Linked DNA regions of Homo sapiens: regions 1 and 3 are each linked to region 2. Evidence: read pairs that join two places in POLR2A ChIA-PET (ENCODE). Cell type or tissue: Panc1. All regions are shown on one strand. Each heading gives the region's core, and the rest is flanking DNA. Links, peaks and the distances in the headings are about the cores only. Region 1 has its middle 8.1 kb from the start of SEMA4B. Region 2 holds the start of MIR5009 (microRNA 5009). Region 3 overlaps MESP2 (mesoderm posterior bHLH transcription factor 2).

Region 1 (10,073 bases), core at 2,777-7,776, 310 kb before region 2:
CAACTTTGGTCCAATAAAGAGTTTTACCAGCCAGGCGCGGTGGCTCACGCCTGTAATCCCAGCACTTTAGGAGGCCGAGGCAGGCGGATCACGAGGTCAGGAGATCGAGACCATGGTGAAACCCCGTCTCTAATAAAAATACAAAAAAAAATTAGCCGGGCACAGTGGTGGGTGCCTGTAGTCCCAGCTACTCAGGAGGCTGAGGCAGGAGAATGGCGCGAACCCGGGAGGTGGAGCTTGCAGTGAGCCGAGATCACGCCACTGCACTCCAGCCTGGGCCACAGAGCGAGACTCCATCTCAAAAAAAAAAAAAATTAATTAATTAATTAATAATAAAATAAATAAATCTAGTGGTTCTGGCTCAGATGTCATCCCACTGAAGTCATGTTGAAAACTGATTCTATTATCATACATTTGGCTTCCCCTTCCAGTATGGGGTCATCTGTAAACATGATAACCATTCCTTATGCCTTTATTCAAGCTATTGATAAAAATATTGGGTGAGCAGGGCCGGGCATGGTGGCTCACGCCTGTAATCCCAGCACTTTGGGAGGCCGAGGTGCGCGGATCATGAGGTCAGGAGCTCGAGACCATCCTGGCTAACACAGTAAAACCCCATCTCTACTAAAAATACAAAAAATTAGCCGGGCGTGGTGGCGGGCGCCTGTAGTCCCAGCTACTCGGGAGGCTGAGGCAGGAGAATGGCGTGAACCCGGGAGGCGGAGCTTGCAGTGAGCCGAGATCGCGCCACTGCACTCCAGCCTGGGGGACAGAGCGAGACTCCGTCCCAAAAAAACAAAAATTGGGTGAGCAGATCTAGCACCTAAATCTTCGTTTACTTTTTTCTTTTTTATTGAGAGAGGGTCTCACTCTGTCACCCAGGCTGGAGTACAGTGGCAAGATCTCAGCTCACTACAACCTCCACCTCTCAGGCTCAAGCAATCCTTCCACCTGAGCCTCCTGAGTAGCTGGGACTACAGGCATGCACCACCACACTCGGATAATTTTTGTAATTTTTTTGTAGAGAAAGGGGTTTCACCACGTTGCCCAGGCTGGTCTCAAACTCCTGGACTCAAGCGATCTGCCCACCTCGGCCTCCCAAAGTGCTGGGATTACAGGCATGAACCACTGTACCTGGCCAATCTTGGTTTCCTAATCCTACTCTCTAATAAGAGAACCAAGATTCTTTGGGTGAATGTAAGGGAAAGTACGACATAAACATGAGACATTTTGTTGGGCCAGAAAGCAATGATCAGAAACTAATGAGGCCATGTCCAAAGGACATCGGAACCAGCTTGATGACCAATCTGAGCATTAAAACATAATGAAGTAATGGATTAATACATTAAATTTAAAAACAATCCATTAGTCCACAGTGAAACCCAGAGAGAGAGAAAAAATAAGGGGTGAAAAGGAAGCTTTTCTTTACCAAAAAATGCTGGTTAATAATGTAGAAGAGGCCGGGTGCAGTGGCTCACGCCTGTAATCCCAGCACTTTGGGAGGCTGAGGCGGGCGGATCACGAGGTCAGGAGATCGAGACCATCCTGGCTAACATGGTGAAACCCCGTCTCTATTAAAAATACAAAAAAATTAGCTGGGCGTGGTGGCACGCACCTGTAGTCCCAGCTACTCGGGAGGCTGAGGCAGGAGAATCTCTTGAACTCAAGAGGCGGAGGTTGCAGTGATCCGAGATCACGCCACTGCACTCCAGCCTGACCGACAGCGAGACTCTGTCTCAAAAAAAAAGTAGAAGAAATGGTGATAGAATTAGAAAATCTAGATTCAAGTAAGAATCATCAGTGGATGGGAAACCATTGGGTGGAAGATTGTTACGAAACTATATGTTAACAAGGTCTGTCCCACAGATGACTTACTAATTACCAAAGGGAACATTTATCTCTAAGGGAGAGATCTCGGGGCCTCAATCTTAACCAATTAGACAAAAGTAGCATCATAGTAATGGGACTATTTGACGTAATTTTCCTCCTGATATGATGCAATAAGAAGTACAAAACAGGCTAAGCCCAGCAGCTCACGCCTGGAATCCCAGCACTTTGGGAGGCCGAGGCGGGCGGATCACGAGGTCAGGAGATCGAGACCATCCTGGCTAACACGGTGAAACCCCGTCTCTACTAAAAATACAAAAAAAAAAAAAAATTAGCCAGGCATGGTGGCGGGCGCCTGTAGTCCCAGCTACTTGGGAGGCTGAGGCAGGAGAATGTCGTGAACCCAGGAGGCAGAGCTCGCAGTGAGCCGAGATCGCGCCACTGCACTCCAGCCTGGTGACAGAGCGAGACTCCGTCTCGAAAAAAAAAAAAAGAGAAGTACAAAACAGGCTGGGCCCAGCAGCTCACGCCTGGAATCCTAGCATTTTGGGATGCCGAGGCAGGCAGACTGCCTGAGCTCAGGGGTTCGGGACCAACCTGGGCAACACGGCAAAACTCCGTCTCTACAAAAATTACAAAAATTAGCCAGGTATGGTGGCGCATGCCTGTAGTCCCAGCTACTTCGGGGGGTGAGGCAGGAGGACTGCTTGAACCTAGGAGGTCAAGGGTGCAGTGAGCTGAGATCACGCCACTGCTCTCCAGCCTGGGTGACAAAGTGAGACCCTGTCTCAAAAAAAGAAAAAACAACAAGTACAAAACATCATCAATGTTTGCAGCATTCTTCTCAAAGGTGTGTTGTAACCCAGATCTAACAATGAAAACACAATCAGACCCATCCAGCATGAGTAGTATTCTACAAGACAACTAGCCTGGACTCTTCAGAAAGGGCAATCTAGTGAGAGGCAAAACAGACAGGGGTGGGGCTGTTTTAGGTTAAGGGACTAAAAAGACATAATAATCAAATGCAGCGAGGCGAGGTGGCTGACACCTGTAATCCCAGCACTTCGGGAGGCCAAGGCAGGTGGATCACTTGAGCCCAGAAGTTCAAGACCATCCTGGGCAACAGGGTGAAACTGGTCTCTACAAAAAATACAAAATTACTCAGGCATGGTGGTGCGCACCTGTAGTCCCAGCTACTTGAAAGGCTGAGGTGGGAGGATCACCTAAGCCCAGGAGGTCAAAGCTGCAGGGAGCCATGCTGTTGCACTCCAGCCTAAGAGACAGAATGAGACCCTGTCTAAAAAAAAACAAACAAAATCAATAGCAACGTGTGAACCTTGATTGAAGATTGAATGTTGGAAAAAAAAAAAAAGCCATGGAGCAATTGGGGAAATTTTAATATGGACTGTGTATTAGATGATATTATGGCATTCTTCATTTTTTTAGCTATGATAATGGCATTTCTCAGATGTGATTAAGTCCTGGTCTTTCAGAGACACCTGCTGAAGCTTTACAGTTGAAATGTCACGATGTCTACAACTTACTTTCAAATGATTCAGCAAAAACAAATGTGCATATATATGTATGTGCATGTACTAGAGAGAAAGAACATGAATGTGACTGGCAAAAACTGGTCAATATAGGTGAAGAGTTATTGGGTGTTTTTGTACTAATCTTTCCATTTAAAATTTTGAGTGATTAAACAAAAATGGGTGACAGCCAGGCACGGTGGCTCACACCTATAATCCCAGCACTTTGGGAGCCTGAAAATAAGTAAGTAAATAAATAAATGGGTGAGACAGAGTCACAAACGGAGCCCAATGGCACGCCACTAGAGACCTCCATCAAGGTTAGAACAGATCAATATGTTTTTTGTTTTTTTTTTGAGATGGTGTTTCACTCTTGTTGCCCAGGCTGGAGTGCAATGGCATGATATCAGCTCACTGCAACCTCTGCCTCGTGGGTTCAAGCGATTCTCCTGCCTCAGCCTCCCGAGTAGCTGGGATTACAAACATGCGCCACCACGCCCGGCTAATTTTGTATTTTTAGTAGAGACGAGGTTTCACCATGTTGGTCACGGCTGGTCTCGAACTTTTGACCTCAGGTGAGCCACCTGCCTTGGCCTCCCAAAGTACTGGGATTACAGGTGTGAGCCACCACGCCTGGCCTGATCAATATCTTTTATAGGCTGAACAACTAGCTATGTGTCCTCCTAACTGCACTGTTCAGCCCACATTTCTCCATATTATCCATAAGACTATTATGGGCTGAAAGCAGTGGCTCATTGCCCGTAATCTGAGCACTTTAGGAGGCTGAGGTGGGCGCATCACCTGAGGTCAGGAGTTCGAAACCAGCCTGGCCAACATGATGAAACGCTGTCTCTACTAAAAATATGAAAATTAGCCGGGCGTGGTGGTGCACACCTATAATCCCAGCTACTCAGGAGGCTGAGGCAGGAGAATCGCTTGAACCCGGGAGACAGAGGTTGTAGTGAGCCAAGATGGCGCCACTGTGCTCCAGCCTGGGCACAAGAGTGAAACTCCGTCCCCCCGACCAACCCAAAAAAAAAAAAAGAATATTATGAAAAAGATTGCAAGAAATCTTGTCAAAGTCAAGGTACTAGCTACATTTCCTTCTTCTACCTTCTGCCTACTGCACTCACCTAGAACAGTACCTGATGTTGGCCACATGCTCAATCACTATTTGTTGAGTCCCTGAATCTCCACATCAAGCAGATCCTAAAATGGCAGTGGGGCTGCTTTGCCCTGGTGTCTTGGCAACACATGAGTTGTGTGACTGCTGTGCTCATCTCAGAGCAGAGGAGACAGGGGCTGATGCGGCCTCACTAAGCGGATAATCATATCCTGCTCAAATGCTTCCAATATGTCTTATGTCGACTGGGCAGCAAGTCCTTTGAGGACAGTGACAGGACTTCCATCTTCCAAATCCCCACTGCCTTGCATGGCACTCTAGTAGGAACTCCACAGGGCTGACAAAATGAGGGTCCCAGCTGTCAGCCTGGAGAAGAGCCCTCGAATCCACGCCCCCAGCACAGCAGCTTTGGTCTTTGCGGGCTCCCCTTTCTTCCGTTAGTGTGCTGATGTGTTCTCCCCAGACTAGAAACCACACGAGGACACTGACAGAGAAAAATCTCCTGTGAGCAGACTTCCTGCGAGCGGGAGCGGTTCCCAAGCCAACGATGTGTCTCCTGTTCCCCTTTGCCACTCTTGGATGTTGGCGAGTCTTTCTCAGCCAGAATGCCAGTGTTTATAAAGAGCTCAGGAGGCAGCTTGGAAAGGGAGTACCAAAATAAGAGACGAAGAGAAAAGCACTGCTTCCTCCGTGCCTTGGCCAGCAAAATGAAGTCATCATCAAAGCTGGCCTCTTCTCCATCCACACTCACACGCTCTGGCACCTCCTCCCCATGGACCTTCCTCATTTTTCTCTCTCTCATACACACACACATACATACACAAGGACAGAAGCACAAGAATGTGTATAGGAATCCATTATAAAGAGGCCGAAACGAGGCCAGGCGCAGTGGCTCATGCCTGTAACCCCAGCACTTTGGGAGGCCAAGGCGGGAGGATCACAAGGTCAGGAGTTTGAGACCAGCCTGGCCAATATGGCAAAACCCCATCTCTACTAAAAGTACAAAAATTAGCCAGGCATGGTGGCGTGAGGCTGTAATCCCTGCTACTCGGGAGGCTGAGGCAGGAGAATTGCTTGAACCCAGGAGGCGGAGGCTGCAGTGAGCCAAGATCGTGCCACTGCACTCCAGCCTGGGTGACAAGAGCAAGATTCCATCTCAAAAAAAAAAAAAAAAAAAAAGCTACAAGGGAAAGAAAATAAAGGGAAGCATGGCTAAAAGTAAAAAGCAAATGAACACACATCCCTGCTGCTTCTCTACCCTGCCCAGTACAAAGGGAACAGATGCAGGGCAAGTGCCAGCAGTGTCCAGGCTACATCTGGCCTCCCAAGTGATCAATACCCATTAATCATCCATGGGTACAGCCTCTGCCCAGCTGCATGCAGGCCATGTCCTTGGGCATGGATGGTCCCTGCCAGGCGGCTCCTGGCCAGGTCTGCCTGCTCTAATTCCCACCCAGGGGAACCTGGCTCTGGAGCTCCCACAGTTCTACTCTGGGAGTTGTTGCTTTGTTTGCTGGCTGTGGGGGAGGGGCCTCCTGCCAAGCCCAGTGGAGCTTGAACCCAAAGGTCCCACCCGCCCCCTCCTGGGGTAGCACTCAAGCTCCTCCCCATTCTCGGGTGCTGACTGGCAGGCTGCCCAGCAAGGCCTCGCAGACATACACTGGCTGCAGCCCAGCTCTCCAGGCCTTGGCCCCCCACCACCATCCCCTTGTAGCCCTGAGCTCTCCTCTTATGCCAACCTGCAGCTGCAGCTCTCCACCCTGCCCTGGCTGGGCATGCTGCTGGTGTCTTCTCCCCAGGGGCTGGGCAGCAGCTCAGCTGCAGCATCAGTACATGTTGAAGAGGAAGCGACACCAGCTGGCACACCCTGTGTATTCTTTCAAATCAGCCAATGGCTGCCAAGTCCTCAGGGCTGGGAGCTTCCTTGGGGCAGCGCCTTCTGCAGCAGAGGGCATCCACCCCGGGTCAGCACTTACACTGCCTTCAAAACTCACTGGCAGCTTTTACCCAGGGTCTGGCAACAGATGTAAATAAATGGCTTCATCTCCGTTCCCCAAACCATTTTCCCCGCTACCGGCCTCTTGTTTTTCTTGCTCCTGGAAGTGGTAGAATCCAGTGGTTGAGCACACAGGTTCTTCTGTCAGAAGAATTCACTACCTTCCATATTTTGTGGACTTTTAGCAAGCCACACAATCACTCTGAACCTCAGCTTCTTCATCTAGGACGGAGTGCTATGAACAGCACTTCATGGGTGGCTGGAGAGAGTACATATAAAGCCACGGGCAACACTGGCATGTAGTGAATGCTCAGTGAGCAAGGCCATGCCTGCTATGTTATTGGTTCACCTCCCCATGAAAGTTGCCCCATGGCGTCAACAACTCTGAAGTATCTTAGATGCCCATCTCTGAGGACCCCCTTCTGGGTACTCCCTCAAGTTCAGCCACCTCCTGCAAAGCTGGTGCTGAGGCTGCAACTCTCATGGGGAGAAAGAACCGGCCCGCCCAGCCCAAGTCCCAGGTGCGTCCGCTGTGGTGAGGAGCCTGACACCCAGCACCACCCCCACTGGGGCCTGTTGGGGCCTGAGCTGGCCACTCCCTGGGAGGGGATCCCTCCGCCCCACAGGGCTGTGGGGCAATCAGCAGGGCTCAACCTGTCCCTGCCCTGACAGGGTAGAACATGAAGTTGCCACTGTCACTCCTCTGCTCCCCCAATATGAGTTCAGGAGGCGCTGTCTGCCTCTGCTTTTGCACCCACTCGCCTGTCCAGGGGAGACCAGATGGGCAACATAGGAAGACCCGGTCTCTACAAAAAATAAATTAAAAATTAGCCAGGTGTGGTGGTGTGCTCCTGTGGTCCCAGCTACTTGGAAGGTTGAGGTGCAAGGATCACTTGAACCTGAGAGGTAGAGGCTGCAATGAGTCACGATGGTACCTCCAGCTTGGGTGACAGAGCAAGACACTGACACACACACATACACACACATGCACACAGAGCAAGACACTGACACAGACACAGAGCAAGACACACACAGACACACACAGACACACACCCTGGTTCCAAAGATCCCATGAAGTGAGGAATCTACCTCCCCATTTGCTATCGAGTTATTCCCTCTAAAATCCCAGTCTGAGCACCAGACCCCTGTGAGGGGAAAAAGGAACAGGCCAGGGCCCTCCCTCCACCTCAGGAAACCAACCTTCCTTCCCAAAGGCCCAAGGCTCTCCCCTCTGCCTCTTCCTTCCCAGGGAGGAGGAGCTCTCTGACCCTGGAGTTTCCCCATCACCTCAGGTCACCTGGTGGCTGCCACTCTTACTCCCAGACAGAGCCTTGCTCTTGGTTCTGATGCTGATCCCAGAGAGTGGGCAGGAACAGGTATGCCTAGGTGGGTAGCGGGGATGCACAGACGGGTTGCCACGGATCTCCTAAGGCTCTGTAGGCTGTACTCTCACCCTGCTTTGCCAGGGTGGAGGTTCTGAGGAATGCACCACCTGTGGCAGTGTGCCCACTTGCCACCCTAAAGCAGTGGTATTAGGAGACAACACTCACAGAAAGCTGATGTGAGGGTGGCACCAAAGATCCATGCCTGGATAGGAATCTCACACAGCAGCCACCCTGCAGCACCATTTATGCACTGTGAATGAGGGTCCGGCTGGTGGGCACCACACCAGGGACTCTGGAGCCCACAAGGTTCTGAGTGAGCCCCAGCTTGGCCCTAGCAGGAGAGTGGGCTCTAAGAGGACGCACCCACGGGGCCACATGTGCTTATCTCTAGCCGTCTCATCTTTTGGTTTCCACAAACCCCTTGAAAGACGGCTGACCCTGCTTGCTCCTCCCAGCCACCTCTTCTATGAATGCTGCCTGAGTTCTTTCACTATAGCCTGTGAGCAGTGCAGCAGAGCAGGGACCCCCTTCACCACACGGGTGGGCTTCAGGGAGCTGTGAACGCCAAGAATGAGATGCCATTTCAGGAGAGAGGGAATCAGAGCTTTCATTTAATTTCAAAAGCTCCTTGCTACCAGCCCCCACTCCCCGCCAAAAAAAGTAAAGAACCATTTCTCTAAGGTGCGTTAGTCTGCAGACACAAGGAACTTTCAAAATTAGCCTTTATCAGAAAAAAAGAAATTATACCTCAGTTTGGAATAGTTATATAACCTTGACATGAAATATTTGGCAAATTCTTTCCAGCTACATCAAAGTTGACATTTATATAGCTAATTAATATTTATTGAGCACCTACTATAAGTGAGGATTGTGCCAAATTTTTACATTCAATCATTTACTTAATTCTCACTACAGGGTGAGATATCAGTTATTATTGCCATTTCAGAAGTGAGAAATTGGGGCATAGAGAGGTTCCAGGACTTACTAAGGTCACACAAGTGACAAGTCAGGACTAGGACCACAACTCAGATCTGCTGACTCCAGAACCCATATGGATATTCAACCTATAGTCAGAAATCAACCACGTTTTGTCTCAAGTTATAGCCATCCACCTCTTCTGATAATATAAGCCAATGTTTATCCTTCCTTCTTTCCTTCCCTCCCTCCTTCCTACCTTTTCTTCCTTCCTTCACTTCTCTCCTCTCCCTTCCTTCCCTTTTCTTCCTGCCCTCGCTCACTTCCTCCTTTTCCTTCCTCCCCCCCACTTCCTTCTTTCATTCATGCAACACATATTTCTTGTGCACTTGCTGCCTTCTAAGTATTGCTCAAGTTTAAGGAAACTGACGTGGTTGCTGCCTTCACAGAGCTTAGTTTATCAGGATCCTTTAAACTGTTCTTTCAGAGAATATTCATCCTGGCTGGGCGCGGTGGCTCATGCCTATAATCCCAGCACTTTGGGAGGCTGAGGCGGGCGGATCACGAGGTCAGGAGATCGTAGACCATCCTGGCTAACATGGTGAAACCCCGTCTCTACTAAAAATACAAAAAAATTAGCCGGGCGTGGTGGTGGGTGCCTGTAGTCCCAGCTACTCGGGAGGCTGAGGCAGAAGAATGGCATGAATCCGGGGGGCGGAGCTTGCAGTGAGCCGAGATAGCGCCACTGCACCCAGAGTGAGCGAGACTCTGTCTCAAAAAACAAACAAAAAAAGACAATACGTATCCTGATCTACATTTATTTTTATTTATTTATTTATTTTGAGACGGAGTCTTGTTCTGTCGTCCAGGCTGGAGTGCAGTGGTGCGATCTCGGCTCACTGCAGCCTCCGCCTCCCAGGTTCCAGCAACTCTCCTGCTTCAGCCTCCCGGGTAGCTGGGATTACAGGCATGCGCCACCATGCCTGGCTAATTTTTGTATTTTTAGTAGAGACAGGGTTTCACCATGTTGGCCAGCCTGGTCTTGAACCCCTGACCTCAGGTGATCCGCCCACCTCGGCCTCCCAAAATGCTAGGATTACAGGCATAAGCCACCTCGCCTGGCTACTTTTATTTTATTTTATTTTTGAGACAGTGTCTCACTGTGCCACCCAAGCTGGAATGCAGTGGCAGGATGATTGATGGCTCACTGAAGCCTCAACCTCCCTTGGCTCAGGTGATCCTTCTACCTCAGCGCCCTGGATAGCTGACACTACAGGCATGGGCCACCATGCTCGGCT
Region 2 (10,073 bases), core at 3,427-8,426:
GTATGTGTAGTCAGCTAATGATGGCAGCAGCTTTAGAGAGTTTCCACGGGATTTTTGAGTAACCAGCCTGTAGAACCTTGTGTCCATCTCCTTATTGATACTAGTAAAAGTTGCCAGATGTCCACCAGATGGTGCTCTGGGAGAGCTCCTGAGAAACCCTCAGCACTTTTAGATTTATTGGTTTCTATCTAGCCCTTGCACTGCCCTTGGTTTTCATTTACAAATTTATACTTTGGCCGGGTGTGGTGGCCCACAGTCTGCTTACAGATTGTCTTTATTACCTTCATGAAAACTGAGATGTGTAGGGACCCTAGCTTGGGAACTATTTATTTAGCATTATTTCATCGTTTTATATGTGAGATTCTAGATGAGCTTCTTTTAAGTACTTGAATAAGCCCATAGGTAGAAAGCACTCAAATAGATGCTACATTGAAAACTTAAGTAACAACAATTGTGGAAAAGAAAATTCTATAGCTATAAAATGTAAACTTTAAATGCTTACAACAGGCCAGACATGTACATTTTACAGCTATAGAATTTTCTTTTCCACCTATGGGCTTATAGGCTCATGCCTATAATCCCAGCACTTTGGGAGGCCAAGGCGGGCGGATCACTTGAGGTCAGGATTTTGAGACCAACCTGGCCAATGTGGTGAAAACCCATCTCTACTAAAAATACAAAAATTATCCAGGCATGGTGGTGTGCACCTGCAGTCCCAGCTACTCAGGTGGCTGAAGCAGGAGAATTATTTGAACCTGGGATGTGGAGGTTGCAGTGAGCCGAGATCATGCCACTGCACTCCAGCCTGGGCAACAGAGTGAGACTCCGTCTCAAAAAAATAATAAATTAAAAATAAATAGGCCGGGTGCGGTGGCTCATGCCTGTAATCTCAGCATTTTGGGAGGCCGAGGCAGATGGATCAAGAGTTCAAGACCAGCCTGACCAATGTGGTGAAACCCGGTCTCTACTAAAAATACAAGAATTAGCCGGGCGTAGTGGCACGTGCCAGTAATCCCAGCTACTCGGGAGGCTGGGGCAGGAGACTTGCTTGAACCCGGGAGGCAGAGGTTGCAGTGAGCCGAGATCGCACCACTGCACTCCAGCCTGGGTGACAGGGCGAGACTCCGTCTCAAAAAAAAAATAATAATAAAAATAAATACATAAATAAATGCTTAGAACAAAATTTGTTTTCTTAAGATAAAAGTTTAAAAGCTAAATATATCTTGGAACAAATAAATTGAAATTTTGAATATATAGTTTTGTAGGATAATTAAAAATTTCATACGTCGTATTCACTTATACATAAAAATATAAATAAAGATGAACCCATCTAAAACAGATGCATCTCGGAGATAATTTTTAAATACTTTCTTAAAACCTGAGTCAGATTGGACATTGATAATCAGCATAATAGAAAGAGCTCAAGGCGGGGTGCAGTGGCTCACACCTGTAATCCCAGCACTTTGGGAGGCCAAGGTGGGTGGATCACTTGAGGCCAGGAATTTGAGACCAACGTGGTCAGCATGGTAAAACCATGTCTCTACTAAAAATACAAAAAATTAGCTGGGCCTGGTGGCATATGCCTGTACTCCCAGCTACTTGGGAGGTTGAGGTGGGAGAATCGCATGAACCCAGGAGGCGGAGGTTGCAGTGAGCCAAGATTGTGCCACTCCACTCCAGCCTGGGCAACAGAGTGAGACCCTGTCTCAAAAAAAGAAAAAAAGCTCAAGATCTAGCATCAGAAAATCTGGGTTTGGGTCATGAATCTACCATCTGAAAAGTGATATTAGGTTGTAGAATTCAAATGTGAGAATGTGCTTTATAGTACTGTTAACTGTATGTAGCAGGCTATAGAAATGTGTACATAATACGAGTTTATTTGAAAATTAAGGAAATATAGTGATAATGTATTTTAAAAATTGGGATGGAGTGCTTGCCTCAGCAGCATATATTCTAAAAGTGTACCAGTGCAGAAAAGATTAGCATTGCCACTATGCAAGGATGACATGCAAATTGGTGAAGCATTCCATATTATAAAAAATAAAGAAAATTTTTTAAAAGAGAAAAAAAAATTGGGCCACAGTTATTAGAGAAAATGGACCTTGGAGATTTGTATTAACAATACAAAAAGACTAACTTTATAACTTTTTTTACTTTTTTATTTATTTATTTTTTTTGAGATGGAGTCTTGCTCTGTTGCCAGTCTAGAGTGCAGTGGCACGATCTCAGCTCACCACAACCTCCGACTCCCTGGTTCAAGCGATTCTCCTGCCTTACTCAGCCTCTCGAGTAGCTGGGATTACAGGCACATGCCCAGCTAATTTTTGTAGTTTTAGTAGCGACAGGGTTTCACCATGTTGGCCAAGATGGTCTCGATATCCTGACCTTGTGATCCGCCCGCCTCGGCCTCCCAAAGTGCTGGGATTACAGGTGTGAACCACTGCGCCCGGCCTCTAACTTTATAATTTAATAGACACTTATTAAATATTTAGTGTACATTGTACATTGGATTTGGTAAGATCAGATAAGTAAAATGTAAAAATAATAGGAACTAAAAAGTTTGATTTTTTTTTTTTTTTTTTTTTTGAGACAAGGTCTTGCTCTCAAACTGTAGTGCAGTAGTGTGATCACAGCTCACTGCAGCCTCCATCTCCCAGGCTCAACCCATCCTCCTACCTCAGTCTCCTGAGTAATGGGGCCTACAGGCATGCGTCACCACATCTGGCTAATTTTTTGAATTTTTTAGAGATGAAGTCTCACCATGTTGTCCAGGCTGGTCTCGAACATCTCAGCTCAGGCAGTCTTCCCACTTTGGCCTCCCAAATTGCTGGGATTACAGGTGTGAACCACTGGACCCATCTGATCTTTGAAAAGACAATAAAAATTAATAAATAGTTGGCCTAATTGATATAAAGAAGATAGAAGTCAGAAATAGAAAACATTGTTTTAAAGGGATGATATATACATAGTTATACTACCAATATATTTGAAATAGCCGACTACAAAAATAACTGCTCTGGCCTGGGGCAGTGGCACATGCCTGTAATCCTAGCACTTTGGGAGGCCAAGGAGGGTGGATCACTTGAGACCAGGAGTTTGAGACCAGCCTGACCAACATGGTGAAACTTCGTCTCTACTAAAAATAGAAAAATTAGCTGGGCATGGTGGCACATGCCTGTAATCCCAGCTGCTTGGCTGTTTGGGTAGCCAAGGCATGAGAATCACCTGAACCTGGGAGGCAGAGGTTGCAGTGAGCTGAGATCACACCATTACACTCCAGCCTGGGCAATAGAGCGAGACTCTATCTCAAAAAAAAAAACAAGAACAAAAAACTGCCCAAATGAGGTCAACATAAAGGCACTGAAATAATATTAGGATGAAATAATAGATGTTAAAAAAAGAACTGACTCCCTAATGGGGTCACAGTAGAATTTTTTAAAGTTGAAGTACATTAAAACCTGGATGTTACATTAAGTTATTTTTTAAAACTTAGAACAAGGAATCCTACTACCTAAGCGCATTTTATGGAATAAATTGGTTATCATCCAAAAACCTGACTCTAAAAAGGAAGATGGGCCAGGCACAGCGGCTCACGCCTGTGATCCCAGCACTTTGGGGGCCGAGGCAGGAGGATCACGAGGTCAGGAGTTCGAGACCAGCCAGGCCAATATGGTGAAACCTTGTCTCTACTAAAAATACAAAAAAAATTAGCTGGGTGTGGTGGCATGCGCCTGTAGTCCCAGCTACACGGGAGGCTGAGGCAGAAGAATCGCTTGAGCTGGGAGGCGGAGGTTGCAGTGAGCCGAGATTGCGCCACTGCACTCCAGCCTGGGTGATAGAGTGAGACTCTATCTCAAAAAAAAAAAAAAAGGGGAAGATGTTCGTCAAATATTGCGTATTAGTACTGGTACAAAATTACTTACTAAGTAAAATCTTAGCCGACAATCAGTTGAACCAAGGGATTGTGAGACCTGCCTTTTTTTTCTTTTTGACTCTGCCATTAACAAGCAGTGTGACCTTAAACAAATCATCTAGGCTTTATTGGCCTTAAGGGTTTTTGTTTGTTTTGCATTTTGTCTCTTCTGTGTGTTGAGTGGTTTTTTTTTAATCTACAAAGATACTAGATATTCTTTTCTAGCCCTAAAATTATTTCTTTAGCAGGAAAACTGCATACTATTAAATAGAAGAATTATACATTGTGTCCAAATAGTATTTATCCCAAGAATGCAAGTCAGTATAACAAAGAAAAATTAATAGTCTATTATAGCAGTAAGAAAAACTAATATAATAAAAATTAGTAGTTGCTGAGAGGAGCGATTATACAAATTATATTAAATACACTCAAACTGGAATAAGAAGCATTTTTGATTAAAAGTACACATTTATTAATGTAACTGTTTACTTTCTGAAGAAATGAATATAGTTATGTGGTTCAGAATTCAGAGGCACACTATGAGTATACAGGTTGAATATCCCTTTGAAATGTTTGGGACCAGAAGTGTTTTGGATTTTGGACTTTTTCAGATTTGGGGATATTTGCATTATACTTATCCTAAATCTGAAAGTCCAAAACCTGAAATGACCAATAAGCATTTCCTTTGAGCATCATGTTGGCACTCAAAAATTTTGGATTTTGCAGTGTTTTGGATTTCAGGTTTTTGGATTTTAAGTGTTCAACCTGTATAGTGAAAAATATCCTTCTTCCCCTTTCCCCTTATCACCTAGTTTACTTTCCTTGAAGCAATCAATTTTAGTTTCAAAACCAAGAGCCAAGAACCAGAGCCAATGTTATCTCAAGGGTGAAATCTGTAGGCATTTATGAATGCTCTTGTTGGGTGTTTCGTCCAGGTGCAGTGGCTCATACCTATAGTCCCAACCCTTTGGGAGCCTGAGGCAGGAGGATCACTTGAGCTCAGGAGTTCAAGACCAGCCTGGGCAACATAGTGAGACCTAGTCTCTATAAAAAATCAGGTGGTGTGCCCCTGTGGTCCCAGCTACTCATGTGGCTAAAGCAGGAGGACTGCTTGAGCCCAAGGGGTTGAGGTTTCAGTGAGCCATATTCATGCCACTACACTCCAGCTTGAGTGACAGAGCGAGATTCTGTCTCAAAAAAAAAAAAGGAGTATCTTTTATTGTTTACTCTAATTTTAACAAACATTTGTAGTGAGTGATACAAAAACAAATGAAGAAGTGACATAGTAAAGAAAGAAAGAGAGGTAAGTTATCAATGTAAGGTGGCCGGATTATGGACATAGAAAATATTTTTAAAGAATTATAAGTAAGGAAATGATATGAGCAAAATGACAGAATATGAGATAAAGCCAACAAAATTAAATTTCCTATTTCTGAGAAAACAGCTAGAAAATTCATAATTAAAGAAGTCTCATTTACAGTAATAATAAAGGATAGTTAGTGCTTGGGAATTAACTTGGTATGGAATACTTGACATTGATTCCAATAAAATTATAAAATCTTAAAGAAAAAACAAAGGAATAGTTGGAACAAATGGAGCTACAAACTCTCCCGTTGTTGGGAAGAGTCAAGCAAAGATGACAGTAGTCCCAAAGGTGGTGAGCAATACATCAAATGGAAAACCAAGTATAATTCCGTCAGGAGAGTTTATAGAACTCAGTAAAGGCAAAATTTATCAGGGAAAAGGAGTGGCCAAGAAATGCAGAAGTATATTTCTAGGGAAAAAGGACAGTGATGGGAGATTTGCTTTACTAGTTTTCAGAATGTATAATAGTTACAGATGAATTGATTATCTAGAAAATCCAAATCAGTTGGAAACAATTGGAACTAATAATAGAGTTCTGTAAGGTGACTAAATACAAGTTTAACATATGGAAATTAGTAGCTTTTGGCCAAGCACAGTGGGTCACGCCGGTAATCCCAGTCCTTTGGGAGGCCGAGGCGGGCAGATCACTTGAGGTCAGGAGACTTTGAGACCAGCCTAGCCAACATGGAGAAACCCCGTCTCTACTAAAAATACAAAAAATTAGCCGAGTGTGGTGGCACATGCCTGTAATCGTAGCTACTCAGGAGGCTGAGGTAGGAGAACCTCTTGAACCCAGGAGGCGGGGGTTGTGGTGGGCTGAAATTGTACTCTGGCCCGGGCAACAAGAGCGAAACTCCGTCTCAAAAAAAAAAAAAAGAGTAGGTCAAAGCAGAACAGGGGGGTAAAATGAGTGTTCTCAGCTGATTCAGGTAGCAGAGCACCTAGGATAACAGACACTGGATACTTTGTTTCTTTTTTTAATTAATATGAATAAAACTACTCTAAGTCTTTATGCAAACGGTTGTGCCTATTCTGCTAAAAACAGAATGCCTGGATCAAAGGGAATTAATATTTCTAATCATAATGCATGTTGCTAGATAGATATTTAGAAAGAGTATGTTAGCCAGGCACGGTGGCTCACACCTGTAACCCCAGCACTTTGGGAGGCCGAGGCGGGCGGATCACCTGAGGTCAGGAGTTCAAGACCAGCCTGGCTAACATGGTGAAACCCTGTCTCTACTAAAAATCCAAAAAGTTAGCCGGGCGTGGTGGTATGCACCTGTAATCCCAGCTACTTGGGGGGTTGAGGCAGGAGAATTGCTTGAACCCGGGAGGTGGAGGTTGCAGTAAGCTGAGATCGTGCCATTGCGCTCCAGCCTGGGCGACAACAGTGAGACTCCATCTCAAAAAAAAAAAAAATGAAGAGTATGTTAATTTATAATGCCTCTAGTACTATATAAGTTTGTTTCCTTGTAACTCCAGTACTGAAATGTGTCATTTTAAATTTCTACCCAGGTAGAGGTACCTCACACATTTGAATTTTTATTAATCATGCTTCCTTTTTCCACGTGTGGGTTTATAATTTTGTTTTCCATGTCAGCCTTCTATAATATAATTGAACCACTTGTCCAGTGAAATCTAGATCCTGGCTTATAATGTCATATTTTGTATATTCTAAGGTGCGCATTTTATCACACTTCAATAACTCTAAAATCTGGATGTGTGTTGTAGTGGGTGACATCTTAACAATTATAATTGGCAGCATTTTTTTTCTTTGTTAGATAAAATAATGGTTTGCCTTATCATCAACAAATAAGTAAATCTGCGTATTTTGAGTTTATTTTAAAACTTATTTAACTAATTATTGTCTAACCTATTATATTAAGTGTAAATAATCCATTTTTACCTCCCCTTGTTGAAGAAACTCTAATGTTGTATACTGTATTAAGTTCAGAGTGAAACCCAAGCCCCCTATTACAGCCTGTAAGGCCCAACATGGTCCGGCTCCTTTGCCTCTCTCTCCCCTCACCGTATACACGCTCATCTTCACTATGCTCTAGGCTTCTTGCTGTTCTTCAAACACAAGTACATTTTTGTGTCTGGGCCTTTATACTTGTTCTGTCCCCTGGAATACTCTCATCTAGGTTCCTTCACTTCAGCTCTTTCAATGACTGACTTTTACCATTTATGTCTCAGCTCGAATTTTAATCCTTGGACAAACTTTCTTAGCACTCTATCTGAAGTAACCCCTGTCACATCATCCTGTTTACTTCCTTCAGGGCACTTAGGACAATAGAAAATATCTTGTTTCATTTGCCTCCTTGTTCTTCCCACACCCAGAATATAAACTGGATAAGAACATGACTTGTTGACTGTGGTGTCAACAATGGTATGTTCCTAGCATGTAGTCATCACACCTTTAACAATGGTTGAATAAACATTTAATACATAATTGGATTTAGTTTTTACCCTTCATTTCTTCATTTTATTCTACTGAGTTAACTGAGTTACATTTTTCTTTCTGCATTACTTTCATGTTGTTTTATTTATTGTTTCTTTTTTTTTTTTTGAGACGGAGTCTTGCTCTGTTGCCCAGGCTGGAGTGCGGTGGCGCAATCTCGGCTCACTGCAACCTCCGCCTCCTGGGTTCAAGCGATTCTCCTGCTTCAGCCTCCTGAATAGGTGGGACTATAGGCGCCCACCACCGCACCTGGCTAATTTTTGTATTTTTAGTAGAGTCGGGGGTTTCACCATGTTGACCAGGCTGGTCTCAAACTCCTGACCTCGGCCTCCCAAAGTGTTGGGATTACAGGCGTGAGCCACTGCACCTGGCTATTTATTGTTTCAATATAGTTTCACATACCTAGTAAGACTAGTTATTTCCCCTTTGTGGCAGTTGTTTTTCAGTACGTTCTCTGATATTTATAACTATTTGTTCATCCATATGTATTCTTGAATAATTTGTAAAGGTCCCAAAAAGTCCCTGTTGGATTATAATTATAATTAGAAGTGAATTAACAGTTAGCATTTCCCTCTTGTTTATTCATTTCTTCTTTTGAATCTTACATTAAAGTTTCTTTTATTTATTTTTTATTTTTTGGAGACAGAGTCTCACTTCGTCACCCAGACTCCAGTGAAGTCTAGATCCTGGCTTATAATATCATATTTTATATATCCTAAGATGCACATTTTATCACATTCTAATAACTCTAAAATCTGAGATCATGCCACTGCACACTGGGCAACAAGAGTGAGACTCCATCTCAAAAAAAAAAAAAAAATGAAGAGTATGTTAATTTATAATGCCTCCAGTACTATGTAAGTTTGTTATATAATTTGGAGTCTCACTCTTGTCGCCCAGAGTGCGGTGGCGTGATCTCAGCTCACTGCAACCTAACTTTGAGGTTAGGAGTTCAAGACCAGCCTGGCCAACATGGTGAAACTGTATCTCCACTAAAAATGCAAAAAAATTAGCCAGGCGTGGTGACAGGTGCCTGTAGTCCCAGCTACTGAGGAGGCTGAGGCAGGAAAATCACTTGAACCCAGGAGGTGGAGGTTGCAAAGAGCCGAGATTGTGCCACTGCACTCCAGGCTGGGTGACAAAGTGAGACCCCAAAAAATAAAAATTAATAAAAATTAAAAGTAATCATACTCTATATATAGTTCTAAAACTTTCTTTTTCATCATTTAAGTTCTGGAGCTTTTTCCACATGCAGTTTTTTTTGACGGTGTGTGATTTTCCATAATATGGATGTATCATCATCTTTGATTCATCATGCTACTTGTGGGCATCTATGTTTTTCCCAATTTCTTGCTATTGTAAAGGATGCTGCAATGACATCCTTCCACGTGCATCTATATGCACATATGTTAATTCCCATAGTACAGATTTCTCAATTGGAATTGCTGCTTTAATAAGGGCATGTGTTTTTTAAATGGATAGATACTGCTGAATTGCCTCCAAACAAAGGCTTTGCCTTTGATACTTGTACTAATGGAATGTAATAAGAATGTATCTGTTTACCCATAACCTCACTGACTTTTGAATATTAAGAATATTTTCACACTGGGTGCAATGGCTCACGCCTGTAATACCAATACTTTGGGAGGCCAAAGCAGGAGGATCGCTTAAGCCCTGGAGTTTGAGACCTTCCTGGGCAGCATAGTGAGACTTTGTCTCTACGAAAAAATTAGCCTGGCTGGGTGCGGCGGCCCACGCCCGTAATCCCAACGCTTTGGGAGGCTGAGGCAGGCAGATCACTTGAGGTCAGGAGTTGGAGCAGCCTGGCTAACATGGTGAAACCTCGTCTCTACTAAAAGTACAAAAATTAGCTGGGCCATTGTGCGGGACGTCTGTAATCCCAGCTGCTCAGGAGGCTGAGGCGGGAGAATCACTTGAACCTGGGAGGCGGAGGTTGCAGCGAGCCGAGATCATGCCACTGCACTCCAGCCTGGGTGACAGAGCGAGAGACCCTGTATCAAAACAAACAAAGAAACAGCAACAACAACAAAAATTAGCCTCGGGTGGTAGCATGCATCTGTGATTCTCAGCTACTTGGGAGGCTGAGGTTGAAGGATTGCTTGAGCCCAGGAGATCAGGGCTGCAGTGAGCTATGATTATACCACTGCACTCCAGCCTGCATGACAGACCAAGACCTTGTCTCAAAAATAAGATAAAAATAAGAATATTTTCAAATGTTTGCCAATCTGATGGGTGAAAAAATGCAAATTCATTGTTTTCACTAGAGTTTCCCTGAATAGTGGTGAGGCTGCGTATCTTTGGTATTTGGAAATG
Region 3 (10,073 bases), core at 4,833-9,832, 100 kb after region 2:
TGTGGTACAACCATCACTACTGTCTAATTCCAGAACATTTTTATTACGCCAAAAAAAAACCTTGTACTCATTAGCAGTCACTCCTTATTCCTACCTGGTCCCCTCAGCCCCTGGCAACCACTAATATACTTTCTGTCTCTATGGATTTATTACCTATTCTGGATGTTTCATAAAATGGAATCATATACACACAGCCTTTTTGTGTCTGTCTGCCTTCTTTCACTTAGTGTAATGTTTTCAAGATTCATGCATACGGTAGCAGGGATCATTCTTTTTTATGGCTGAATAATGGTCCATTACATGGATGTACCACATTTTGTTTTCAGCTCATCATTGATGGGCATTTGGGTTGTTTCAGTCTTCTGGCTGTGATGAATATCATGGACCTTCACGTGCAAATTTTGTACAAACATGTTTTAATTTATCTTGGGTATACACCTAGGAGCGGAATTGCTGGGTCATTTGGTTACTCTGTGTTTAACTTTTTGAGAAACTGACAAAATGTTTTCCAAAGCAACTGTACCATTGTCCATTCCTATTAGCAGTGTATCACATGAGGGTTCTAATTGCTCCATGTCTACACTTATCTCTCTTTCCCTCTTTTTTTAGTATAGTCATCTAGTGGGTAGGAAGTGGTATCATTATGGTTTTCAGTTATATCTCCCTAATGAGTAATGAATGACATGATGTTGAATATTTCATGTGCTTATTGGCCTTATACACATTTGTGTATCTTTGGAGAAATGGGTAAAACTGACTATTTTTCTTTTCGAGAGAGGGTCTTACTATGTTGCCTAGGTTGTCCTTAAATTCCTGGGCTCAAGCAACCCTCCCACTTCAGCCTTCTGAGTAGCTTGGATTACAGGCATGTGCCACTGTGCCCAGTCTTTTGCTATTTTAAAATTGGGTTGTCTTTTTATTGTAAGAGTTCTTTATATATTCTGAATATTAGACCCTTAATCAGAGATAGGGTTTGCAAGTATTTCTCCCATTCTATGGACTGTCTTTTCACTCACTTAATAGGTCTTTTGATACCCAAAATTTTAAATCTTGATGAAATCCTATTTATCTGTTTTTTTTCCCTTTGGTTGCTTATACTTTATGTATCATATCTAAGAAAGTATTGTCTAACCCAAGGTCATGAAGATTTATACCTATTTTTTTATTTCAAAAAAATTTTTCAAACCCACAAAAGACCTGACGATGTTTTTTCTAAGAGTTTTATTGGCCAGGCATGGCGGCTCACGCCTGTAATCCCAGCACTTTGGGAGGCCAAGGCAGGTGGATCATGAGGTCAGGAGTTCAAGACCAGCCTGGCCAAGATGGTGAAACCCCGTCCCTACTAAAAAATACGAAAATTAGCTGGATGCAGTGGCGGGCGCCTGTAATCCCAGCTACTCGGGAGGCTGAGGCAGGAGAATTGCTTGAACCCGGGAGGCGGAGTTTGCAGTGAGCTGAGATCGCACCACTGCACTCTAGCCTGGATGACAGAGCAAGACTCTGCCTCAAAAAAAAAAAAAAAAAAAAAAAGAGTTTTATTATGTTTTCACTCAAACGTAGGCATTTGATCTATTTTGACTTAATATTTGTATATGATATGAGGTTGGGGTCCAACTTCATTCCTTTTGCATGTGGATATCCGGTTGTCCAAGTCCCATTTGTTGAAAAGACTGTTCTTCTCCCACTGAATGGTCTTGGCAACCTAGTTGAAAATCAATTGACGGTAAATATAAGGGTTTGTTTTTGGATTCTCAATTCTATTTCATTCATCTATATTTGCATCCTTATGCCTGTACCATACTGTCCTGATTACTATAGTTTTGTAGTGAGTTTTAAAATTGGGAAGTGTGAGTCCTCCAATTTGCTTTTTTTTTTTTTGAGAAAGGGTCTCACTCTGTCACCCAGGCTGGAGTACAGTGGTGAGATCACAGCTCACTGCAGCCTCAACTTCCCAGGCTCAGGTGATCCCCCCACCTCAACCTCCTGAGTAGTTGGGACTATAGGCACATGCCACCATGCCCGGCTAATGTTCTGTATTTTTCTGCAGAGACAGGGTTTCACCATCTTGCCCAGGCTGGCCAACTGTGTTCTTTTTCAATATTGTTTTGGCTATTCTGGGTCCCTTGCAATTTCTTATGCATTTTAGGATCACTGATCAATTTCCGCAAAAAAAAAAAAAAAAAAGTAGTTAAAATTTTGATGGGATTGAATCTCTAGAGCAATATGGGGACTATTGCCATCTTAATGATGCTAAATCTTCCAGTCCATGGACACAGATTTATTTGGGTCTTTTTTCTTTTTACTTAGGTGTTCTTTAATTTCTTTCAAAAATGTTTTGTAGTTTTTGGCATTCCAGTCTTGCACTTATTTTGTCAAATTTATTCCTAAATATTTTATTCTTGTTGATGCTATCGTAAATGGAATTGTTTTCTTAATTTCATTTTCAGGTTTTTCATTGCTAATGTATGGGAATACAATTGATATTTGTGTATTGCTCTTGTATCCTGCAACCTTGCAGAAATCATTAGTTCTAATAGATTTTTTAATGGATTCCTTAAAATTTTTATGTATGCAAACATGTCATACACATAGTTTTACTTCTTCCTTTCTGGATTCCTTTCATTTCATTCTCTTGGCTGATTGCCTGGCTAGAACCTCCAGGACTGATAACTCTTCTAATTTGTAGGAGTATTTTTTTTTTAAACCCATTTATTTACTGAAGCAACTGGATCATTTGTGGTATAGAAATTTCCACATTTTAGATTTGGCTGGTTGCTTCATTAGCCCCTCTCTACTCTCTTGATTGGATTGATATTATAATAAAATATTACACCTGAAGGCCAGAATCTCCCTGAGCCAGGTTTTGCCTGGGATTGTCATTTTGCAACCTCTGTGTTCACAAGGACTTTGCCCGGGAGCAAGGTGGACGTCCTGCCTATCCCTGGAACAGGGTGTGGTCCCATCCATGGGGACTCTAAAGTGGGAGTGGAAAGCCAGAGGCCTGAGAGAGCTCCTCCTCAAGGCTGTTAGGGACCCAGCCGGACTGAGAATCTTTTGTTTTTCTGGCAGCTGGAGCAGTTCAAGAAGGACAACGAGGAAACAGGCTTCGGCTCAGGCACCCGGGCCCTGGAGCAAGCCCTGGAGAAGACGAAAGCCAACATCAAGTGGGTGAAGGAGAACAAGGAGGTGGTGCTCCAGTGGTTCACAGAAAACAGCAAATAGTCCCCAGCCCTTGAAGTCACCCGGCCCCCATGCAAGGTGCCCACATGTGTCCATCCCAGCGGCTGGTGCAGGGCCTCCATTCCTGGAGCCCGAGGCACCAGTGTCCTCCCCTCAAGGACAAAGTCTCCAGCCCACGTTCTCTCTGCCTGTGAGCCAGTCTAGTTCCTGATGACCCAGGCTGCCTGAGCACCTCCCAGCCCCTGCCCCTCATGCCAACCCCGCCCTAGGCCTGGCATGGCACCTGTCGCCCAGTGCCCTGGGGCTGATCTCAGGGAAGCCCAGCTCCAGGGCCAGATGAGCAGAAGCTCTCGATGGACAATGAACGGCCTTGCTGGGGGCCGCCCTGTACCCTCTTTCACCTTTCCCTAAAGACCCTAAATCTGAGGAATCAACAGGGCAGCAGATCTGTATATTTTTTTCTAAGAGAAAATGTAAATAAAGGATTTCTAGATGAGTGAGACTCATTACTAAACTAAAGCAGGAGTGGGTCAATACAGCAGCTGGGGAGGCCGGGTGGGGGAAGCTGGGTGCATGCGGAGCACCGTGGAGTCTGGGACCCCAGAGCACAGGAGGGGAGACGTGCCCAGCCTGCCGGCCCTTCCTGCAGGTGCCCTGCGCCTGTGCCTCCATGTCTGCCTGCAGGACTCCGGGCTCCTTTTCATGCTCTATTGACTGAGCTAGCTGGGTGGTTTGCAGGGCTCCTTTTATTCCTATTCTGATGGCAGCTGGAGCTGCTGGGTGGTGGGGAGCTGTGGACCCAGTGCTCCCGCAGTGAGTGGTGAGAGGGGCCCTGGCAGAGCGCAGGGAGTGCTCTCCAGGAAGCACCCTCCTTAACATGAGGCAAGGGTGCAGGGTGCTGGCCGTGCCCCTCTTCCTGCTCCACGGGAACACCTGGGATACCTGGGACAATGCGGGACAGGTCTGTGCAGTGAAGGCAGCAAGCACAGGGTCCCATACCTGGTGCCACCCTTCACTGGCCAAGGGCACGCCCCACCGTCTTCCGTGGTGGAAGGGTGGAGTGGGGTGTGGGTACCAATGCATAAAGAGGTTGTTTTCTAGAGCAGCACACAGGGATGGGCTGGGCTGAGGAGCAGGCAAACCATGGGGTGGGGACAGCTTTGCCAGGCTCATAAAGTGGGGGCTGTGCCCTCCACATCGCCTGGGGCAGAAGATGGTCAGGGCCAACTCTGAGAAGGCCTGGGACCAGCGCAGCTCCACGCACACATTGGCCCTGGTGAGCATTTCTTGACAAATGGAGCCCCACTGTGGCAGGCTCCCCTCAGCCTCTGCCCCGCAAGGCCCAGTTGAACATCCAAGGCTGAGAGGAGGGGGAGAAGGCGGGAACAGCCACAGGGGTCCTTAGGAGTCACCTCCAACAGACACCCACAGCCAGCTCCGCAGGCTGGAATCATGGAGTCCAGCAGGTCTGGTTTCAGTTTCTTAGACAAGGGACCCACATGCCCAAGCCTAGGTCTCATCTGCACAACGAGGCAGTGTCAGAGCTGTTGGGCTGGTGTGTGGATTGAAGGAGATACATGTACTTAGCAAATGGCCTGACGCATAAGGAGAGCTGGGTTTTATTATCACCCTTGGCCCTCTTCCCCCTTGTGAGAAGCAGGCAGGCCTGGGGCCAGGAAGGCCCCCCATCCCCCACCACCATCTGCACATCAAAGAGTAGGGTGAGCTAAGGGCGGAGGCCAGCCCGGATGATGGTGCTCTGTCCCTCCACCAGCCAGGAGGCTCCCTGGGCCGCCCCAGATTAAGCTCCGCCAGCCACTTTGGGCCAACCCTTCCTGTCGCCAGTACCCAGCGGCCGTGGCTGGCACTTGACCTTCTGGGGACCAGCTGTGGGAGGGGCCGGCCTCACCATCTTGAGTTTCTAATGGGCTCTAGGATCCCTGGACATTGCAGAGGAGAGAGCTGGCCTGCCAGGGAGAAGAGTTTATGCACATTATTTCATTTAGTTCTAAACCGTACCATGAGATAAGGAATATCTTTATGTCAGCTTTACAGATAAGGAAACTGCAGGGCAAGGAGATGAAGTCACAACTCAGTAGAACTGAACTGGAACCACTGTCTGGCTTTACTCCCTGCACAGAAGTGGAAGCCAGTTCTCCATCTGGAGCTGGGGTGGAGTGCGTGACGTCTATACTGCCATGCTTGTGCCGTTACTGGAAAGAGGTCTCGATCCTTGGAGCCCATGCAAGAAAGAATTCAGGGCAAGTCCATAAAATGAAAGCAAGTTATTAAGAAAGGAAAGGAATCAAAGAATGGCTACTACACAGGCAGGGCAGCAGCATGGGCTGCTCAACTGAGTAAACTTAAGAGCTATTTCTTGATTTTTTTTTTCTTTTTTTTTTGAGACGGAGTTTCATTCTTGTTGCCCAGGCTGGAGTGCAATGGTGCGATCTTGGCTCACCACAACCTCCGCCTCCTGGGTTCAAGCGATTCTCCTGCCTCAGCTTCCCAAGTAGCTGGGATTACAGGCATGCACCACCATGCCCGGCTAATTTTGTATTTTTATTAGAGATGGGGTTTCTCGACCCCAGGAGATCCGCCCACCTCAGCCTCTCAAAGTGCTGGGATCATAGGCGTGAGCCACCGCGCCCAGCCTTATTTCTTGATTATATGCTAAACAAGGGGTGGATTATTCATGAGTTTTTTGGGAAAGAAGTGGGGATTTCCCAGAACTGAGGGTTTCTCCCTTTTTTAGACCATACAGGGTAACTTCTGCATATTGCTGTGGCATTTGTGAACGGTCATACGCTGGTGGGAGTGTCTGTTAGCAGCTAAGGTATTATAATCAGCGCATAATGAGCAGTGAGGATGACCAAAGGTCACTTTTGTCACCATCTTGGTTTTGGCGGGTTTTGGCTGGTTTCTTTACTGCATGCTGTTTTATCAGCAAGGTCTTTGTGACCTGTATCTTATGCCGATCTCCTGTCTCATCCTGTGACTAAGAATGCCTAACCTCCTGGGAATGCAGCCCAGCAGGTCTCAGCCTCATTTTGCCTAGCCCCTATTCAAGATGGAATCGCTCTGGTTCAAACACCTCTGACGATGCCACCTGGCAGTGTACAATGCTGGCACTCATCAGGACCTCCATGGCTGATCCTGGAATGCAGTGAGGATACACAGAGCCAGAGGAATGCCTGCAGAGCCTTGGTCAAGGTCAAAGAGCAGGAACCAACTAGAACTCTGGCGGCTGATTCCCTGCCCAGCGCTCTTGCCTGCCCTCAGCACTCAAGTCCAGCAGGAATGGAAGGTGCTGAGGCTCTGTAGGCAGCAGCCTTGGTGGCTCCTCTGACTCAGCCTTTCGAGACTGTGGAGTCAGCATAGCTAACGCAATCTTTCATTTTCTTTTTCCTTTTTTTGTTTTGTTTTTTTTTTTTTTTGGAGACAGAGTCTCACTCTATCGCCTAGGCTTGCAGTGGCACGATCTCGCTCACCGCAACCTCCACCTCCTGGGCTCAAGCGATTTTCCTGCCTCAGCCTCTTGAGTAGCTGGGATTACAGGCGCTCACTACCACGCCAGGCTAATTTTTTGTATTTTTAGTAGAGACGGGGTTTCACCATGCTGGCCGGGCTGGTCTCAAATTCCTGACCTCAAGTGATCACCCCACCTTGGCATCCCAAAGTGCTGGGATTACAGGCGTGAGCCACCATGCCTGGCCTCAGTACTCATTTTATTGAGCACTTACTATGTGCCAAGTATTAAAACCCTGAGAGGTAGGTCTATTATTGTCTCCACTTCACAGTTGAAGAAACTGAGGCTCAGGGAGGTTCCAAAGCTTATCTGTCAGTCTCACTTGGTTACACAGCAAGTAAGAGCCGAGTAGAATGCGCAACCTGGGCCCCAATGCTGTGTGTCTACTCTAACCTTGCCTGGATTTTTCTCATCCTTCCAGCTGTGGCTGACAGCCCCTCGGGACAGCAGGGCCCTAAGGGCAGAACCAGAGCACTTCTGGAAGGTTAGAGGAAGAAGGTACCTCAGCACCACCCAAGATAGTTCCTCCTTTAGGAACTGTGAAAACTGAAGCTCAGAAAGAGTGACTTGCCTGATGCCACAGGGCGTGTCAGAGGCAACGGGCAACCTTGCAGGATGAGAGGGGAAAGCCCCACACGCCAAGAGCTCAAGCCCAGGAAATCAGGCAGCTCATGCTCTGTGCTGCCTCTCCCTTTCTCTCAAGCTGGACTGTTGCAGTGGCCTCCTGCCTGGTTCCATTTCTATGAAGCGGCCGAAGGGACTGAGAGCAGACTTCTTACCAGCTCACCCCCAACTCCCAACCCTCAGTGCTGCCCATCATTCGGGAAACGGAGGCCAAAACCTCATCACCCACCACGTGGAACTCCCCACAAACTTGCCTCCAAGCCCCTTTCCGGCTCTGTTTGCCACTTTTCTCTGTCATCTCTAGACACTAGACGCTTCTGTTTCGACTTGGCTCATGCTGTTGCTCCTGCCTGGACCTCTCTTCCCTCACTCCTCTTGATAAACTCCTGCATATCCTTCAACACCCAGCTCCAAGGTCACCTCTTCTGCACTCTCTCCTCCCTGAGTCAGCAGATACAGAAGGAAGTTACCACCACTGCTGGCTCCCATGCCCACGGGAGCCTTTGCTAATAGATCTTGGCATCCTTTTCCCAAGATCCTGGCAGTGCCTCTTACTCTTAAGACACCGCAATCAAGGCAGCAGGACTAAGGAATCAGGTAACTCAAGAATGAGATGGTACTGCCAACCTCGCCTCCCACCAGGTTACCGCATCCTGGTCCCTAAGCACCTCACACAAACCCCCATCCTTGTGTTTAGGACCTGGGCTCTGATCATTTATTTCCCTGTAATTCACATTAGTTGGGGAATATTTTCTCTCTGGCACCTAACACATGGTGTTATGGGCTGAATTATGTCCCCATAAAATTCCTGTATGGCTGAGCGCAGTGGCTCATGCCTGTAATAGCAGCACTTTGGGAGGCTGAGGCGGCTGAACTGTGTTCCCATAAAATTCCTATGTCTGGCTGGGCGTGGTGGCTCACGCCTGTAATCCCAGCACTTTGGGACGCCTTGGCGGGTGGACCATTGGAGGTTAGGGGTTCAAGACCAGCCTGGCCAACATGGTGAAACCCTGTCTCTACTAAAAGTACAAAAAGTAGCCAGCCATGGTGGCAGGCACCTAGGCCAGCTACTAGGGAAACTGAGGCAGGAGAATCACTTGAGCCTGGGAGGCAGAGGTTGCAGTGAGCTGAGATCATGCCACTGCACTCCAGCCTGGGCGACAGAGTGAGACTCCCTCTCAAAAAAAAAGAAAAAAAAAATTTCCTATGTTTGGCTGGGTGTGGTGGCTCACACCTGTAATCCCAGCACTTTGGGAGGCCGAGGCAGGTGGATCACTTGAGGTCAGGAGTTCGAGACCAGCCTGGCCAACATGGTGAAACCCTGTCTCTACTGAAAATACAAAAATTAGCCGGGCATGGTGGCAGGCATCTGTAATCCCAGCTACTCAGGAGGCTGAGGCAGGAGAATCGCTTGAACCCGGGAGGCAGAGGTTGCAGTGAGCCGAGATTGCACCATTGCACTCCAGCCTGGACGACAGAGCAAGACTCTGTCTCAAAAAAAAAAAAAAAAAAGAAGTTTCTTATGTTTAAGCCCTAACATCCAATACTTCGGAATGTAACTGTGACTGTATTAGAAGAAAGATCCCTAAAAGAGTAAATACAGTTAAATGGGTCCCTTAGGGTAGGTCCTGATCCAACATGACTAGTGCCCTTATAAGAAATCAGGACACAGACAATAGAGACAGATGTGTGACCATGTAGGGGCTCAACGAACAGGCAGTCATCTGCAAGCCACAGAGAGAGGCCCCAGAAGAAACTGAACCTGCCTACACCTTGATCTTGGACTTCTAGCCTCCAGAATTGTGAGAAAATAAATTTCTGTTGTTTAAGCCACCCAGTCTGTGGTTGTTGTTTTTTTAAGTTTTTTGTAGGGACAAGGTCTTGCTATGTTGCCCAGGCTGGTCTCGAATTCCTGGCCTCAAGGGATCCTCCCACCTCAGCCTCTCAAAGTGCTGGGATTACAGGCGTAAGCCACTGCACTCAGCCCGTGGCATTCTAGTATGGCAGCCCTCGCAAACTAATACACTGGGCCTAGCACGTAGGAACCACTCCCAGTATTCTTTGAAGAAAATTTCATGTCATTGTGAAAGAGCCCTAAATGACAGGTCTCTGGGACTGTGGTCTCCCCATTTGGGGCTCCTGTCTGTCTGTCCACAGCTGCATGCACCCACCCCAGCAGTCACCAGGAATGCACCCGAAGAACACAAAAGGGCAGTGGTGATGTGGCTGAGGCAAGTGGGCAGGCCCAAGCTTAGCCCACCTGTGCTACCTTGCACAGCAAGCCAGGTGGAGCTTTTGGCCCTGGAGCTCCAGTGCAATAAATATGGTCAAACTGACAAATGAGGGCCCACCCAAACCTTGGCAGGCCTGGATTAGAGAAGGAAAGAGCAGCAGAACTTGTTCCCCACAGAAGGAAAACATGTTTCCTTTTCCAGAGGCAAGAAAAACCCAGGTTGATGAACAAAAAACAAGGCCAAACCAAATTTTTGTTGTGTGTGTGTGTTTTTTCTTTTTAAGTACAAAAAAATCAAAGCATACAGGGCTCTGGCCAACTGTCACCAAGAAGCAGAGCCTGGGGCCTGCCTCCTACACCCATTCTCCCACCTGTCCCTGCCCAGCTGCCTTTAGGGTAAAGGAGACCCCTTCTTAGAGCAGCTCAGACTGTGCTCTGCAGAGCGCCAGGCATTCTGGGGGTGTCTAGCAGTGGAGGACAGTGCCCCCGCCCTGACTCCATCCAGGG

Evidence for each region. ChIA-PET counts read pairs that join two places held together with the same protein. Peaks named below come from ENCODE experiments on the same cell type or tissue, not always from the same donor. Only the 100,000 strongest peaks of a DNase experiment are listed, where the experiment ranks them.
Region 1: POLR2A ChIA-PET joins it to region 2 with 5 read pairs; 5 of 35 experiments call an interaction of 5 or more read pairs at or near these places.
Region 3: POLR2A ChIA-PET joins it to region 2 with 6 read pairs; 7 of 35 experiments call an interaction of 5 or more read pairs at or near these places.

The regions. Positions count from the first base shown.
Region 1 is chr15:90,188,172-90,198,244 of GRCh38, reverse strand. It overlaps a transcript of SEMA4B not described here. Among named protein-coding and RNA genes, the nearest start is that of SEMA4B, 8.1 kb to the left of the region's middle. RefSeq lists enhancers at 5,914-6,013, 6,314-6,613, 6,814-6,903. In Panc1, for the core only: no CTCF peak of the experiment used is centred there; no DNase peak of the experiment used is centred there; H3K27ac peaks cover 4,568 bases.
Region 2 is chr15:89,878,448-89,888,520 of GRCh38, reverse strand. All of the region lies in intron 7 of ARPIN-AP3S2 (ARPIN-AP3S2 readthrough), which reads left to right. The region is part of intron 3 of AP3S2 (adaptor related protein complex 3 subunit sigma 2); the gene reads left to right. It overlaps MIR5009 (microRNA 5009), which reads left to right and starts at 4,491; the gene lies at 4,491-4,590. It also overlaps the pseudogene RNU6-1111P. In Panc1, for the core only: no CTCF peak of the experiment used is centred there; no DNase peak of the experiment used is centred there.
Region 3 is chr15:89,778,498-89,788,570 of GRCh38, reverse strand. It overlaps MESP2 (mesoderm posterior bHLH transcription factor 2), which reads right to left. Exons shown (of 2, transcript NM_001039958.2): 2 at 9,817-10,073. It overlaps ANPEP (alanyl aminopeptidase, membrane), which reads left to right. Exons shown (of 21, transcript NM_001150.3): 21 at 3,070-3,676. The coding sequence ends at 3,222. Among named protein-coding and RNA genes, the nearest start is that of MESP2, 7.2 kb to the right of the region's middle. RefSeq lists enhancers at 3,522-4,184, 4,185-4,846, 4,847-5,509, 6,574-6,633. In Panc1, for the core only: no CTCF peak of the experiment used is centred there; no DNase peak of the experiment used is centred there; H3K27ac peaks cover 638 bases.